Linked DNA regions of Mus musculus: region 2 is linked to region 1. Evidence: chromatin loops called from intact Hi-C (ENCODE). Cell type or tissue: heart. All regions are shown on one strand.

Region 1 (8,000 bases):
TGAAGCTGTAACAGTTTAGGGTCCTATGTGTCTTCATTTTTTTAAAACTGTCACTTGCATTTCTTAGACGTTGAAAAAATAATTTAGTTCTATGTGAAATAAATGTACCTTATTATTAAAGACCTATGTGTCCGACATATAACACATCAAAATGAATCAACTAAGAAAGCTACAGGGGATAAGGTTTTATTCGCCAAGGTGGCATTTCTGGTTCATCGGGCAATTTAGTCAATTTTAAAGTCTTCGCAGTTTTACATTCAGATTTTCTGACTTTAGTACTTATAACAATACTCAAAACTAACTTTCCACGGCAGAAGCCAATATAGACAGTGGCTTCTAATCTAGAGACAGATTTGGGGTTTGGGGTACAGAGCTTGCCTAGCATGTCTGACCCTGGGTTAAATCTACAGGACTAAGGGAGCAGAGGAAACAGGACTTAGCAGATGTGCTTGTACTGGGAATCATCCTTTCGTAATGCTCAAGGCTCTCTGTCAGACTTACAGTCACACACATTTTAATTCCCTTCATAGAGTAATTTCTCATAGCCGGCACATTCTGTGAAGGCACCGACTGATTTTGTAAGTATGGGATCCCTGAGCTAGGCATGGTGGCACATGGGAGGCCAAGGCAGGAGGATGAAGGTTCAAGAAAACAGCGTGGCCATACAGGGAGACCCTGCCTGGCAACACAAGCAATGACATCATCCCTGACTAAAATAACCTCCCTTGTCATCTGGCGATAATGGCTGTTGCTCATGTCAAAAATGGCTTTACGGAGGAATCATCAGGATCAACAGAGAGACGCTAAGCTAATCTGTTCTAGTTAAGGAAACAATGTTGTCTTGTATGTGTTGGCTCGTCTAGTCATCATATAACCACAACACTTACCAATGGGCAAAGATGCAAGATGGTTTCCAGCCATGGAGAGCTCATTGAGGCTGGGCAGCTGGCAGAGATGGCGCGGCACACAGCATAGCCGATTGCGGTCCACAGTGAGGTACTGCAGAGAAAGGCACAGGTGAAGCCTCTCGGGTAAAGCTAGCAAGCGATTGCTAGAAATGTCTAGTGTCTGCAGCTCCTTCAAATCGCCAACCTCTACAACCAAAACCAAAGGTAATATAAATCGCATTCTGATTGAACTCCAAAGAATAAAGTAAAGAGAATCAATACTGCTACAATTCAAGTAAATACAATTAGTTATATATATATCTCCACAGAGATGATGCTGAAGCCTAGAACTTGGGGCTAGACTGCAAACCATTCAGCCTTGCTAAGCACGTTTCTCTCAGCCTGCCAGACTTGGAGAAAGGGGCTGCATGTGTACACATCTGTGTTCTTAAATGTGTTCAACCATGAGTGCATGTATGGAGATCAGAAGCAAAACATCATCCGTCTTTCTCCACAGCTCTCCACCGTCGTTTTTGAGGCAGGGCCTCTCATGAACCTACTGCTAACTGCGTCAGCTACTCTGGCTGGCCAGGGAGCCCCAGGTTCCACCTTTACCCCTTTACACCAATTAGGGTTACAGATATGCACCAAGTACCTGGCTTTTCTGTGGTCTGGGGGATCTGAATTCAGATTCTAATGCTTCCATAGCAAGCACTAACTTACCAAGCCCCAGCAATTGTCAGAGTTTCCTAAATACTGAAAAGTGTTGGCTTAAAGAGTAAGGCACAGTCATAAACCCAAGGCAGAAGCCTGATACTGATGAAGCCAAGTCCTTGGTCAGGTGAGAAAGGAATGGTTACTTCAAGGTAGCTGCTTCCATAACTGTACAGCTGCCCTCCTAAGCAGATAATAGGAGATCTACGAGTGGAGGCACCCAGGTAAACACAGAAGAACTCCCCTACTCCATGGCTCCACTGCAGCACGGGGCAGGCCAGGCCTGCTCCTTCCCCCACAGACACTTGGTGTAAAGACTTATGATGCGGCTCCCTCACACCTGCCTTCCCTAACCCTGTTCTCCAGCCATTCCTCTTAGGTTAGAACTTGCACTACCACCCTGGACACACAAGTAGTTGAGGAACATCACGTCTGTCAGATAGTAAAGTCCTTTGCTGTCACATGAGCTTTTCTGACTGTTTACTACTGACCAGGAGTTAGCCCCACTACAACCCAGCGGACCAAACCTGCTGGCAAGCTGAAACTGGCACTTCCATTTTAAGAATAGTAAACTACAGAGGCTGGAGAGATGGCTCCATGGTTAAGAGTACTGACTGCTCTTCCAGAGGATCAGGGTTCAATTCCCAGTGCCCACATGGCAGCTCACGACTGTAACTCCAAGATCTGATACACTCAGACAGACATAATTCAGGCAAAATGCTAATTAATATAAAAATAAAGATAAATTGTTTTTAAAAAAAATAGTAAAACCACAACATCCAAAGAAAGATCATAGAGTAGAGATCATATGTGTCCTACAAAGCTTAAATATGTTTATAGTCAGGACATTTACAGAAAGAGTTTTCTGTCTTTGCTACGGAGTTATTACTAAAAACAACCTTAAAATTGTATTACATTTATTATTATTATTATTATTATTATTATTATTATTGCTATGTATACATGTACTTGTACACAGAGGTCAAAGGGCAACTTCTGAGAGCTAATTCTCTCTGCCACCATGTAGGTTCCAGGCTATCCAGCTCCCATCATTAGGCCTAGCAACAAATGCGTTTCCCCTCTGACACATCTCTTTGGCCCTGGGAACATTCTTAACAGCTAGTTTTTTGTTTTGTTTTGTTTTGTTTTTTTTTGTTTTGTTTTGTTTTTATGAAAGGAATGTGGGGTCAAAATATATTGACTTCAAGTAATTTTTCTAATATTGACAAACTTATCCTAGGATACTCATTATTTACTAATTTCTCAAAAAACTGAGTAAAATATTCATTTGAAAACAGGTAGGCATGATTCTGTATGTAGCATATGATTCTCAATGGCAGTTTTGTTCCATCTGAGCTTAACTGATCTGTACTAGAAGGAGGTAAATTCACTCTTGTGTTTGCTCTTAGCAGTGGTATAGCTGATTAAGTCCATTTTCATATCTATTCACAAAATCAAATTACACATATGTGGGGTGTGATGCTAAGGGAGGGAGTGGACCCATGTTTCAAAAGTGAATAGAAAAAGACAAAGAAAAAAAAAAAGGACAGAAACTTTTGCCCTAACTTTAGCAGTGACTGTAGGAGTGACTGGACATCCACATGGGCCAGGTAACAAGAGAATGTCCCAGCAGGCAGTGCCCTTGGAACCACAACACATCCAGGAAACAAGGTGGGACAGGAGCTCAGAGGACGGAAAGTCACAGGAAGAGCTCAGGCTTTTGGAAAAGTTCCTGGGAACGGAGCCTGGAAAGGGCAAAGGAAGGAGGATATTGCATTCCCAGCAGGGGGTGGGGCGGAATTGGAAGCATGAGGCAGGGCACAGACGGGAAAACACTAAACCCAGTGTGCCCATGCCCAGGAACGAAGGCCAGGCACCCATCTACAACGGGAGGAACAGGAAGGCCGGGCCGAGGGCCTGCTGAAGGCACGGGCGACAGTAAAGACCAGGAGCCTGAGCTTGGAGTGTGGACAGGACGCCAAGTAAATCTGCAGAGAGCACCGCTGTGGAAGGGAACCCGGGCTTAGGGGATGTGTGCCACTATAAAAGAGAAAGTATGAAGAACTTAAGGAAGAATCCAGGGACATTTAAAGATAAGCAGGCAAACTTGACTGGATATGTTAAACAACAAAACCAGAGAAAGTCAGAGTCAGGCATAGGCTTCTAGCACCCTCCAGAGCAGTGCTTCTCGACCTTCCTAATGCTGCCACACTAATAACACAGTTCCTCATGAGGAAGTGACCCCAACCAGACCATTTTATCGCTACTTCATAACTGTAATTTTGCTTGTTATGAATGGTATTGTAAATAGCCAACATGTAGGGCATCTGATCTGTGAACCCCAAAAGGCTCATGACCACAGGCTGAGAACCACTGCTCTGGACCATTGTTCAAAACATGAGGATCCAAACCCAAATTTTTGTTTTCCTAGAAAAGAGCATAATAGGAATTATTAAAAAAACTAATCAAGCTGACCTCATGTGACACCTCAAAAACTAGAGCAAAAGACACATTGCATTGTTCCAGGTTTCACCACAGCTGTAACACTAAGCAGGTCTCACATTCCAAAGGACTAAAATGGTCCAAAGTAAATGCCCTGATCCAAGGAAGTTAAAGGCACAACTGCTCCACAGAAGGCTTGAAAACACTAATGGCAGGACCAGAAGGCAACAGAAAGACACAAATCAACAGAACTACAGACACCTGTAGGACAGAAAGCAATTGCAAAATTACTTGATATCCCAATAAGAAGAAAATCAGGAAAAGAGGGTAGAAACAACTGAAAATAGTGGCTAAATTTTAATCTAAAGATCCAAAAAGCTCAATAAAGACTATAAACACAAAGAAACACCTATATTCACATCCTGTACAACACTGTTAGAAACAGACTTCTCATGTTCACGGCAGCAAGACACCTAAAATCATAAAGCCTAAAAGCCAACAAAACTGAAGTTTTGCACTAAAAATACTTAAGGTGAGGGCTGGAGAGAGGCCTTAGGGGTATTAGCACTGGCTGAGCAAGCCTAGTAGCGTGAGTCCACTCTCAGCTCACTCCACAAGCACACCACGCACACACTCAAGACTGCTGTCTGTCTCTATCTGTCTGTCTCTCCCCTGCTCCATCACAAACTAAAAAATTAAGCTAAAACAACAACAACAAAGGAACAAGAATATTTATGAGTTACATGGACTATAAATGGCGAAATGACGGATGTAAATACAACTATATAAATAACTGTACTAAGTGTAAACTGAGCCAGGTGTAGTGGCATTTGCCTTTAATCTCAGTACTTTGGAGGGAGAGGAAGGTAGACCTCTGAGTTTGAGGCTAGCCTGGTCTACAGAGCAAATTCTAGGACAGCCAACGCTATACAGAGAAACTCTGTTTTGAAAAACAAAAAAATGAAAAAGGAAATTAAAAAAGCCAATCAAATGTATAAGGATGTTAGACTGCCTCTCAAATTCTAGCCATCGACAAATACCAGGCCAGACCCCTCCATCCGTTCAGCCTGGGCAGCTTGGATTTAAGAGGGCATTTCAGTCCAACAAAAAGGCTTCTAAACAAGTTTAAGACCAGAGAGGAAAGAGGGGCCTCTGTGAGTGCTGGGTACTCCAGAGGTGCCCTTGGTGGAAGGGTCATTGGTCCTAGCAGGAAGGGAGACCCAGCAAGGTCATTCTTAGACCCTGGGTCTAGTCCAGTAGCTAGAAAAAGGGACCAAGTGGCCATAAAGTCTCAGCCACTTTGATGGGGCTTTTCCACTGGGACCCTGTTGTCAAGCCCTTGGCCTCCACCTTACCAGGTGCCATTTCTTCTCAGAAGGCCACTGCCCAGGGCCCCAGGCCGCCCCTTATGGCCAGAGACCGGTTAAAGCCCCCCTAGTTCCTCCTTGTGAATAGAACTTCCTCTGCCCTAGCCCTTACAGTAGTGTAGAAGGCCACCCCCGCACCCCCAACCCTGCTCGTGTAGAATTGCCTATAGTATAGTGTGGTGTGCTTTTACGTCATGGCAAGTGGGCAGCGGTCAGTGGGCTGTGCACAGCCGTCTGTCCTTTGAATCTCAATCTGCCTGCTCGGCCCGTGCTGTGTTCTGTGCTGTGTCCATAAGCTGCTGCGACCCCTCCCGGTACTGACTTCTCTATAAAAGCTTCTCTTCGCATAGTCACGTAGCTCCTGCCCATCCCCCTTTGGATATCTCTCCAAAGTTTTATACTCTTTTATATGGCTTTTTGCTTTGAAATTTAAAAATAAAAAAGACACGATATCTATAAGAAGCACACTTTAGATTCGAAGGCACAGCTATGCTTTAAGTCAAAGGAGGAAAAAGCACAGTAGCAAACAACAACCACAGAGAAATGAGGTTAATTTTCTAATTATCTATCTATTATAGGATATGAGTTCCTTTAAGAGATAGAGGAATATTTCATAATCGTTAAATGATCATTAATTCAGGAGAAATCAAACAATAATTACAAGTATACAGATACATAATGAAAACTCAAAATGAAGGGACAAAAACGTCACAAGTGAGAAGAAAAAGTATCATTTCAACGATGACAAGGGAGCATGTGACACACCACTGTCACCAACCCACAGAGCCACAGCTCATGAGAATGGCAGGGATACAGTCGACTCAAGCTTTGCCATCAAGCAAACTGCTCTTTTGACACCCTAGCAACCACACCAGAAAACACACTCTGTTTGAGCACATGATGCACTATCCAGGGCTAACAAGGCACTACACCATTAAGTATGTCTCATATTTAACAGGACTGAAATCATACAGAGGAGGGACTCTGACCAAATGGGCATTAAAGTAGAAAGAAATCTGGGAAATCCCCCAAATACTTGAGAATTAAGCAACATATTTCTAAATAACCAACAAGTAAAAGAAATTGGAAAGAAAATTAGAAAATATTTTTGAGCAAATGAAAACAATCCAGACAAAATGCCCAGAGTGACAGGAGGGTAACAGGGGCATGGCAGAGGGTGGCTAGAGCTTGGCAGCTCTCACTAGGAAAGCTCCAGACGTGCTCCCGAAGCTCCCATCACGAGACAATGGAGGAAAAGGAATGAACACTAACCATGGGATAAGTGCGGAGGGCAAACTAAAGCTGCAACAATGAAGGAGAAAGCTCAAAACCGGAAACTCAATGGAAACAAGAGTCAGCTCTTAAAACACGACAAAGCTTAGGCAGGACACACACTGCGTGTGCTCTCAGTTGTCATTACCTGGGAAAGTCTAAACTCCTGAGCTAGAAAACAGACCACGGACTGATTGACAGAGCCTGAGGGGTGGACTCAGGCTGGCTTGCATACAAAGAATATAAAAAGATTCTGGGAAGGAGAGGCACTAAAAATCTCATACACCTGACTGGATCCTAGAAGACAGAGTTTTCCGTATGTTAAAAAACAAACAAATCCCAAGAATTATCTTAATTTTCTTTATAAAGTTAACTTTATTATAACTGTTATGCAAATAATACAAATGCTTATTAAAGCAAAATTTTAAAATTCATATACTGATTTTCTGAACATTTTAAATCAGTACAATAGTTATTCTGAGTATAAATTCAAATAATTTAGTTTAGCTGCTTTTATTTCAATGAAAAAGACTGGTAATTTTCTAAAAGAAAGTTATTTTTTAAAGTCTTTTTGCTCTGTCCTTATCATGTGTTGTATGTGTATATACATTCACAAGTGCCTTCCTCAGTTGGTTTGAGTTTTTGAGGCAAGGGCTCTTACTGAACCTGGAGCTCACAGGCTCAGACAGACTGGCTGGCCAGGGAGTCTCAAGAGGTGGAGCTCCTGTCTCCAAGACCCCAGCAGTAGGGCTACAGATGGATGCTGCCACCCTTGTCTTTTTATGAGACAGCTGGGATTTGAACTCAGGGCTTCATGCTTACGTGGTAGGTCCTTTACTGGGTAAGCCAGTCCCGCAGCTCCCGCTTTATCATTCTTGATATTGAAAGGGTTTATAATGAAAGTGATTTAAACTAATAACTTTAATATTTTCAAAAACTTAAAGTTATTTATAGTGGTGCCACCTAGAAATCAACACAGGACTGTACTCACAGTTACAACAGGCTCGCTCCCCTGGGGATGCTTCAGACTCCTCCCCTTTTCAGCGGGGTCTCCTAACCACACCTCTTTGGCCCTGCTCCACCCCTTCCCTGAAGGTAGCCACCACTCTGTAAACCCATTTCCTTAATGCCTCCTAGCAATCCTAACGTCGCAACTGTTGGCCACTGTTTTCCTTTATGCTAAATATGCAATTCCTTAAAACTTTTCAGCCACGAGGATCTTGAAGACAACTTTGCTGCTGCCACAGTCATTATTGAGACCAAGCATAGAAATAACATCTGGTGCCAATTTCAAAGAAAAACAGCAAGTCCCCTTTAA
Region 2 (8,000 bases), 190 kb before region 1:
CCTTGACTGGTATTTGCTAGAAAAGTGATTAATGTCTGATTTTCACCAATGTTAGAAAAGTGCTCTCTGCCACAGTCATCAGCAGCACGCTTGTGGTGCATATACAAACATGTATGCAAATATGTAAAATAAGAATAAACCAAGAATAACACCAAGTGTTAGTGTTCGTAAATTATCTACTACTATACAACATTATATAAACAATGGTATTCCATCCTAATGTTTTAAATTTAGATACTTGTGATTTTATCTTCAGTTACCATTAAGACACCCTACATTAAATTAAATGCAATATTTATCAATTAGGTTCAGTTAATACAAATATTGCTAAAATCTATAAAAATTAATATAAAAGTATCTATTAAATAATGCCAGTACAGATCTTATGCTGTAATGTAATACTTTCTAATTAACAAATGAGCTTACACTATTTAATTATAGTAAACTGGAAGAGGGTGCACTTATCACTGGTACACAGATAAATATAGATGAAGTCATTTAGCTTCACAGACCAGGAAAATGAAGACTGAAAAATTTATAGGTTACTTACTAATGAAAAGCTATTTTAAGTATATTTATTTCAGGTAGGTTGAACAAATACTTTTTTTCTGGTTTCAAATGCTAAAGACCACATGTTGAAAAGAGCTCTCACAACTAATACAAGACTTAATTCACTGAAGAATTAGAAAATTACTTATATTTAATCTAATTTAAAACAAAATTAAGGGAGACTGAGACTAGAAGCAAGTCACAATTGCAGATCAAAAACCTAAAGTAAACTAGTCCAGTGAACACTGTACAGATGATCTGAGTGTGAGCTGACATTGGCACTGGCATAGTTTATCCAAATCCACACATGAGCATTCTCCAGACCAAGTCCTTTGTGACACAGCGCATTCTCACGCTAGCTTACATACAAGACGGTTATGGGAAAGACCCATGGAAGCAGGAAGGAAGGAGCAGTCGGGGTAACATGCTCTCTTGTACATCAAGGCTCAGCAGTGAGCTATGAACTCATCTCATTTAAATTCTACTGCCATGGGACAGGTGGCACAACTCTTTTCCATTTTATCAATGTTATTTCATTAATTTTGTCAGTAGTAAGGTTAGCATCTAAAATCAAGACCTGACCAAAAAAAAAAAAAAAAAAAAAAAATCAAACAATCTTTCTTCAAGGTTTGCAAATCAGAATCCTTTCATATTATCTATCTTATAAAGTCATTCAATTTCCCTATTTACTCTTCTTTAACTACTTTAACTGGAAAAAAAAATCACATCTCGATTTATAAAGACCACATTTACAAACCTTTTTAATCCTGGGGAAAGGCACTAGTGATCATCTTCAATACACAAAGCAGTATTCTCACTGCCCCTTCAGTGTTAAAAAGCTTGGCACTAGACTTTGTAACATTCCTATGAACCTTGAGCTTATCTTTCTAGGGGGAGTATGTTATAAGACACAATGTTTGAAATTTAAATGCCTCAGAAAATCCATGATTTCATCACTAAGTGTTACAATGAAATCCTCTTCTTACCAGACTAAAAGATGCAAGAGGAAAACTGAGGGTTTCCCAAACAGACTGTCAAGCATGCTACTTCCCCAAAACAAATCTGACTGTATGTAGACCCTCCCAAATCAGAAGACAGTCTACTAAGACTTAACTACACTAGCAAACTTCACCTTCACTATAAAGCTGGAAAAAAAAAAAAAAAACAATCAGCATTTGAAACAACCCAACATTTAAAAAACTTTATTTCCAATTACATTTACCAAAACCAAAATAAAAACTAAAACAAAAAGCCCTTTGTTATTTACCTGTTGTGAAAACATAAAAACTATATAGAGAATTAAATTATTCTCAAGGCATAATTCAACATGCTGACATTACAATCATTTTTAAGCCTCAGAAAGCTATCCCTTTCTCTGATCACTAGCTCTTCAATTTAAAATCTTATAGGATGAGTTAAGTGCAATTTTACCTTCATGAAAGACTATGATCTTATGTGTAGCAACAGTATGAACTGAAGGAAATGGGTAAGTACAGTTGAATTTAGAGATCACCATTCTTCACAAACACTGTTTTAATACATGAATATCTCAGGAAACCTTCTTACAACAAGAATTATTAATATATAGTCTGTAAGCAAGCAAATAGCCTGTTTAAGCTTTTCAAAGTGTTTTCACGATTTTAACATTATCCTCTCAACTTTTGTAACAAGAATTAAAGTAAAAGTAATTCCAACTCAATTAATGGACAACAAATACTAATTGTATTGTCTTATACAACATACAGATATGTCTCAGTAAACATTCCATTTGTATAATATTACATTTACTATAATTTAAATCATCTTTAAGGGAACATGTCTCCCTAAAAGTTGCCGTTTACAAGACAAAATAGAGATCTCCAAAAATACACAAAAACAAAACTAAAGTGTATATACAAATGTCATAAAAGCATTGTTACTTCATCCTCATTTCCTAAATTCACAGGAAAAGAAATGTCATTTTAGTGTGTTTTAAAACACACACACACACACACACTACTTTGTTTACCTTTTCCTCAGACTGTCCAAGTACTGCCAAGGTAACATAGATTTTAAAACTGACAACTAGACTACTTAGCAGTTGCCAAAACAACGCAGCTGGATTCTTAAAGGGAAAGTACTCTTGTGTAATATACACCTAATTACTGCTTTACAGAACCTCACTGTCATACAGTAATGGATGTTTCAAGAAAGACATAAGAGAAACACGATGCGCTGCGCTACAAACTTGAAAACTGTTATACAATATTAGTTTTAAAATAGTTGTCAACACATCGCAGCAGGTCTTTCTAATTTCAATTTCTGGAATCCCAATTTCACAGTAAACATACAGGTTAGCGCGACGGTGTAGTCAGTCTACACTCCGTTGCCTTCTGGATCATGATGACAGGGGCTTCAGAGCTCAGGGACCTATTTAAGGTCCGAGTGAGCAAGAATTTGATAGTTACACTTTTCCAGGGGGAGGGGGGAAATGCTAATTCAGAAAACGCTCACCTTTCCCAAACTTGTCTGCAATATCACTGATCTTTAATCCTCAACCGCCCAAAAACAGATGACATCGAACCCAAAGGCAAAGTTTCCATCTCACCCTGAGACCTAAGGCGGGATCTACCCGATTGCAAGGAGCGGGTCCCTTCTGCAGCCCCGACTCCCAAGACCTTTTCCCCGCACCCGCAGGTGCTCGAACCCGGCCACCGCCCGGGCCAGGTCCAGACACACAACCTAACGCCGATATCCCCACGGGAGAGTTCGACCCCCTACCTCCCGCCCCAGTGAACCAACCTTCCCCCCGAAGCAGAAGTGGGGGAACTTTAAGTGCGACCACAGGGCCGGACGCCCCCCGCACTGGCGGTTTACGGAGCGGGGAGACCCCGAGATCCGCGACGCTGGAGGAATGGACCGAGTGGCTCCGCGGCCCCCTGGGAACTCCGTCAACTTTCAGGGAGGAGCGGGGCGGCGCGGCTGGGGGCCCCAGAGGTGGCGCGCACAGGGAGGCGGCTCGCGACAGTCCCCCCCGCGGGCCCCCGCCGCCGCGCCCGCAGCCCCCCGGGCTCGCCCCAGGGCACCCCGCCCCCACCGCACGGGGCCGCGCCCCTCCGCTCTCCCGAGGGCCCGGCCGCCCCACGCCCAGCCTCGCCCCGGCGCCCGGAGCCGCGCGGGCACCCCTCCTCGGCCTCGCAGCCCCTCCGTGGTAGTGCCCCCCACTCCCAGCGCGGCCCGACCCCCTTCCCAGCCGCCGCCACATCCCCGCCGCCCGCGGCCCCTCACCGAGTCTCCGCTACTGCCGGCGGGCGCGCACACGCCGCAGCCCCGGCCCGGCCCGCCACAGCACTCCGCGCCGCCCGGAGCCGCCTCCTTCAGCCCGGGACTCGCCGGGACATCCGCGCACGGATCCCCACACCGGGGCTATTTTTAGGAGTCAGGCCTCGGCCAGGCCGGAACTCGTTCTTCGCGGCGCGCGTGCGCACTGCGAGGACGTCTTGGTGTCCCTCCGCGGGCCTCGCCTCTCCCTTCCTCTCGGCTTCCTCTCTTTCTTCTCTCCCGGGCTCTCCTTTTAGGGTATATTTCTGCTCTCGGTGGGTCCTGAAGGGTTTGTCATGGACAAGACGAGGGACTAGTCAGAGAGAGCCGCGCCTTCTCAACAGCTAGCGCTGTGGCACAAGGACAAGAGGGGCGGACTATGTTTTTCCGGGTGGGTGAGGCGACAGATCACCCGGCACAGGAAGGAGATGACGGCTGCTTGGCGCCGGGGCTGCAGCCTGGAGCGCGCTTCCCTCTTTGAAGGACCGTGTTCTCCTGGAAGGGATACTGGTCACTTGATGAGGGCCTGGGCGTGGCGGGCCGGTGGCGTCGCGCCCCCGCCGCCTCCTGGTCCAGCCCGGGCCCACGGCTCCGGTGACGCGGCGCGTGACTAGTCCCCGCGCTTGGTCCGTGACCACAGCCGAGAGGCCCGACCCGGCGGGACGGCCCAGACGCCCTGTGCGGTGCTCGGGACCGAGGCCAGCTCCCCGCCCTCGTGTGCGCCGGGCCTGCCCAAACCTCGGCTCGCCACGCCCTCACTGTGGTCGGGGCCACACCTGTGTCCAGGCCTGGACAGCTGCTGGGTCACCCCCGCCGGGCCAGCAGTTGGATGCTGTCCCTGGCCACCCAATCCCAGCAGGGGCTTGGAAAGCAGAAACACCTTGAGAATGAGGCAACCTGCCTATTTGGGCTACTAATACTAGCTAGTATGGATTAGTGGTAAACTGTATCTCACTTAGTACTCACATCGCAGTGAAGTTCACCTCATTTTCTGTTCCCATTCGGCAGATAAGAAAGGAAAACTGAGAACCACTCTGACCACGCAGGGTCACACAGCGTCAGAGAAGGGCCATAAGGATCTGAATTCCTAACTACTCGACGAACTGATTTTTCTGAGGGGAAAAGATGTCTTTGAGACAGCACTTGTATTTTGTTAACTTACTGATTTTGTCCAGAGAAGGCTTATGGGGGTGACTCTCTGCTGGTCCTCACCCCCAAAAGTTGCTACCGCTGTAGAGGTAATAAGAATGTGATGGCTGGTATCCGAACCCAGAGCTGCCCATGCAATGGGCACAAACCCTCATTCGAAAATGAGAGGCTCAATTCTGTGGTTAGGGCTTTAAAACAAGTCTTTGGGGGTGGGTGAGCAGATGTGCGGAGGAACTGGGAAGTTACAAAGGAAGCTGGAGGCTCTCTGGCTTCCTCCCTCAAGGACAACAAGGCAATGTGCTGGAGAGAGGCTGACACAAAGGCAGTACAGAGATACGAGATTACCAGACACTGGAAAATAAGCCCAGGGCTTCTACTCAGGGCCTCGCTTCAGTGTTCAGGGGAGTTTGGTGGAGGGGGGTGGCAGGGAGCTGTTATCTTCCCCTCTAGCCTGTCAGGCCCTTTGAGAGGAAAAGGCCTGTGCCCAGGCTGCAGGGAGGATTTTAAAACACACTAATTCTGGTGTAAAGCAGCAAGGTATGAGGAAAGGCACGAGTGTTATCCCACCAGAAGCCGCAGCAGCTGTATTCAACTGTTCTACTCCAAGAGAATGGCTGTTCTGGTGATTTCCACTAAAACTAAAGGTAAAGGAGAGTGAAGACTAGGCCCTTCTCACCAGCTTTTCACCCTGAGAGAGAGGGAAGGACAAAGAGGACAAATTGTTTCAGAAGACATTTGACTCTCTCATAGCTCCCCCATCCCTGCCTTCTGTTTGCAGTCCTCCTGGAACACAGGAGACTCAACTCCAGCCTGTCCACCCATCCCATCGCCTAATGCTTTTGGTCACCCTAGAAGCCAGGCAGAGGACTTGGCCATAAGTGCAGCCAAGGGAAAAGGCTGTTTGCACAGTTTTAGAGAGAACCCTTTTTCTCAGCATCTGCATCACAATATCATTGCCTAAGAATTAGGAGTGATCAGAGGATAAAAAGAGAGAGGGAAGAAGGAGGGGAAGGAAGAGAAGACAGCTGTTGGAAGATATATTACCAAAGCACACTCAACTGTTACTTATAGTTAAAATAAGTGTTTGGGGGAAGGCGTTGAAGCATCTGCACCTGAAGTCCAGTGCCCAGCAACTTCCCAGTGCTCAGCTTGGCGTGGACCATATGCCCAGCATGGCTGTGTGCTGCTGACTCCAAAGGAACGACTGAGGAGCAGCACGTTGTCCTCCTATTCTGTCTGGCCTCCTTAAAGCCCCAGTGAGCGGGCTGCAGGGACTCAGCATTGCTCTGGCACTGGGCCTGAGTGAAGAACAGCCCTTCTTTCTACAAAGAGGCTGCCAGGTCACAGCAAGGATCCAGCTTAAAACACGATACAGCTTCTCTCTTGGTGACCTTGAAAAGGACTTCTTCCTAGGACACAGCACAGGAGTAACTAAAGGAAAGGTCATTAGGGAAGACTTCTTAGAGGAGGCCATGCCCACAGTAAATCTAAAACACTTGATGGGATGCACAGGGACCCTCTGCTTAGCTCTTAGTATGGATGGAAAAGAAACAGGATCCCTGATCACCAGGGCAGCCTCTTCTTGCCTGTTACCTAACTGTCCCCACTCAGAACCCCCAATGGCTGCTTTGTGCACATCAGCCTGTTCCCCCATCTGGAGGGTAAGCCTTTCCCTACCTGGTCCAACTCTGACGAGGCACCATTTTGTACTATGGCCCTTCTCTAAGTTAGTGCATGAGTACTTAGGGGCCTCTTGTACGTGGCACAAGAGAGGATCCATCCATGGCTGACGTGGTGCAGCCTCCAGATGGAGAGCCAACAAGTAGTGATACATGAGGCTAGAAGTGTTCAAAGTGAGGTAGTACAGTATCTGAACATACTGTCTTTTTGCCTCCTTCATCGACACCAGTGGGGAGCTACCAACAGGTACTAAGCCGGTGAAAAGCTTCATCTGTTTGACATGTTGGGGAGCAAGAGAGAGAACCCATCCCAACAGATCACAGGAGACCAAGGAGAAATGGCAGTGAAATGCAAAAAGGGACCTTAGACTGGGTTCTGGTATTAAAGGGAGACATAGATGGGAAACTGGTGAAGTTTAACTAAGGTCTGTAGTTCATACTTATATGATCGATAATCATATCTTTATTTTAAATAAAATGTCAACATTCAAGGAATAATGTAGTGAATCACCATGACAATTTTGAAAGGTTTTGTTGGTCTAAGATCATTATAAGATAAAATAATTTTGGAATAACAAGGTATTGCTTTAGTATTTTATATAGATTACAATCTCCTAGTTATAATCTTTGAAGTTAAGAGAACTGGAATGCTGGTTGTGTGGAGTTTTTGTTTTGTTTTGTTTTTTTTTTAACAATAGAAAGTAGCTATAAGTCTCACTTCAATGTGAGCAATATTAGAATTGCTGGTAAATGTTGACAAGTATTTTGGAGTGACCAATGTTCTGAGTAGAGGAAAAACCTTAGGAAAAATGTTTCCGTTTCCAACACGACCCAGTAGGGTTTCATGAGTGCATGGACTTGTTCCGAAACTTCAGAACCTGACACGGCCACACGTGTAACGCGTTGAACATCGCCTGGTGCGTTCTTTTCAAGCAGTAAAGGTGCTGTTTTCACTTTTCTTATTTAATATCACATGGGCTTTTATTCTCGTATGACTGATGATGAAAAGGATGAATGCAGGCTCTCCCAGAAGGGGATAAAAGAGCTTTCCTTGGCTCTGTTTCCATTCTTCCATAGGAAAGTCTACATAAAGATTCAATAAACTTGAAAAACACAAAAACTCAAATCTTTGACAGCTGGGTGTTTTACATGATCATACTTCAAATAAGTCTTTCAATTCCTATTATACGTTGTCATTTTGTTATATTGTAGTTTTTTTCTTCTGTATAGAGTTTATTCAGATTTTGCAGCGCTCTCCAAAAACCATCCATAGATTCACATGTCAATTATTGTAATTCCAAACCTTGAGTTTATTATCTTTTC

The links. Peaks named below come from ENCODE experiments on the same cell type or tissue, not always from the same donor. Only the 100,000 strongest peaks of a DNase experiment are listed, where the experiment ranks them.
Region 2: it touches region 1 in a loop (4-fold over the local background); 2 of 42 quality-filtered maps call a loop at or near these places.

Annotation. Positions count from the first base shown.
Region 1 is chr7:67,558,971-67,566,970 of GRCm38, forward strand. It overlaps Lrrc28 (leucine rich repeat containing 28), which reads right to left. Exons shown (of 10, transcript NM_175124.5): 6 at 888-1,094. Among named protein-coding and RNA genes, the nearest start is that of Gm23233, 7.7 kb to the right of the region's middle. In heart, no CTCF peak of the experiment used is centred here; DNase peaks (open chromatin) are centred at 3,411 and 7,751; H3K27ac peaks cover 1,738 bases.
Region 2 is chr7:67,368,897-67,376,896 of GRCm38, forward strand. Mef2a (myocyte enhancer factor 2A) reads right to left here and starts at 3,962. Exons shown (of 11, transcript NM_001291195.1): 1 at 3,817-3,962. In heart, a CTCF peak has its summit at 4,463; DNase peaks (open chromatin) are centred at 3,355, 4,005, 4,335 and 5,265; H3K4me3 peaks cover 3,095 bases; H3K27ac peaks cover 4,123 bases.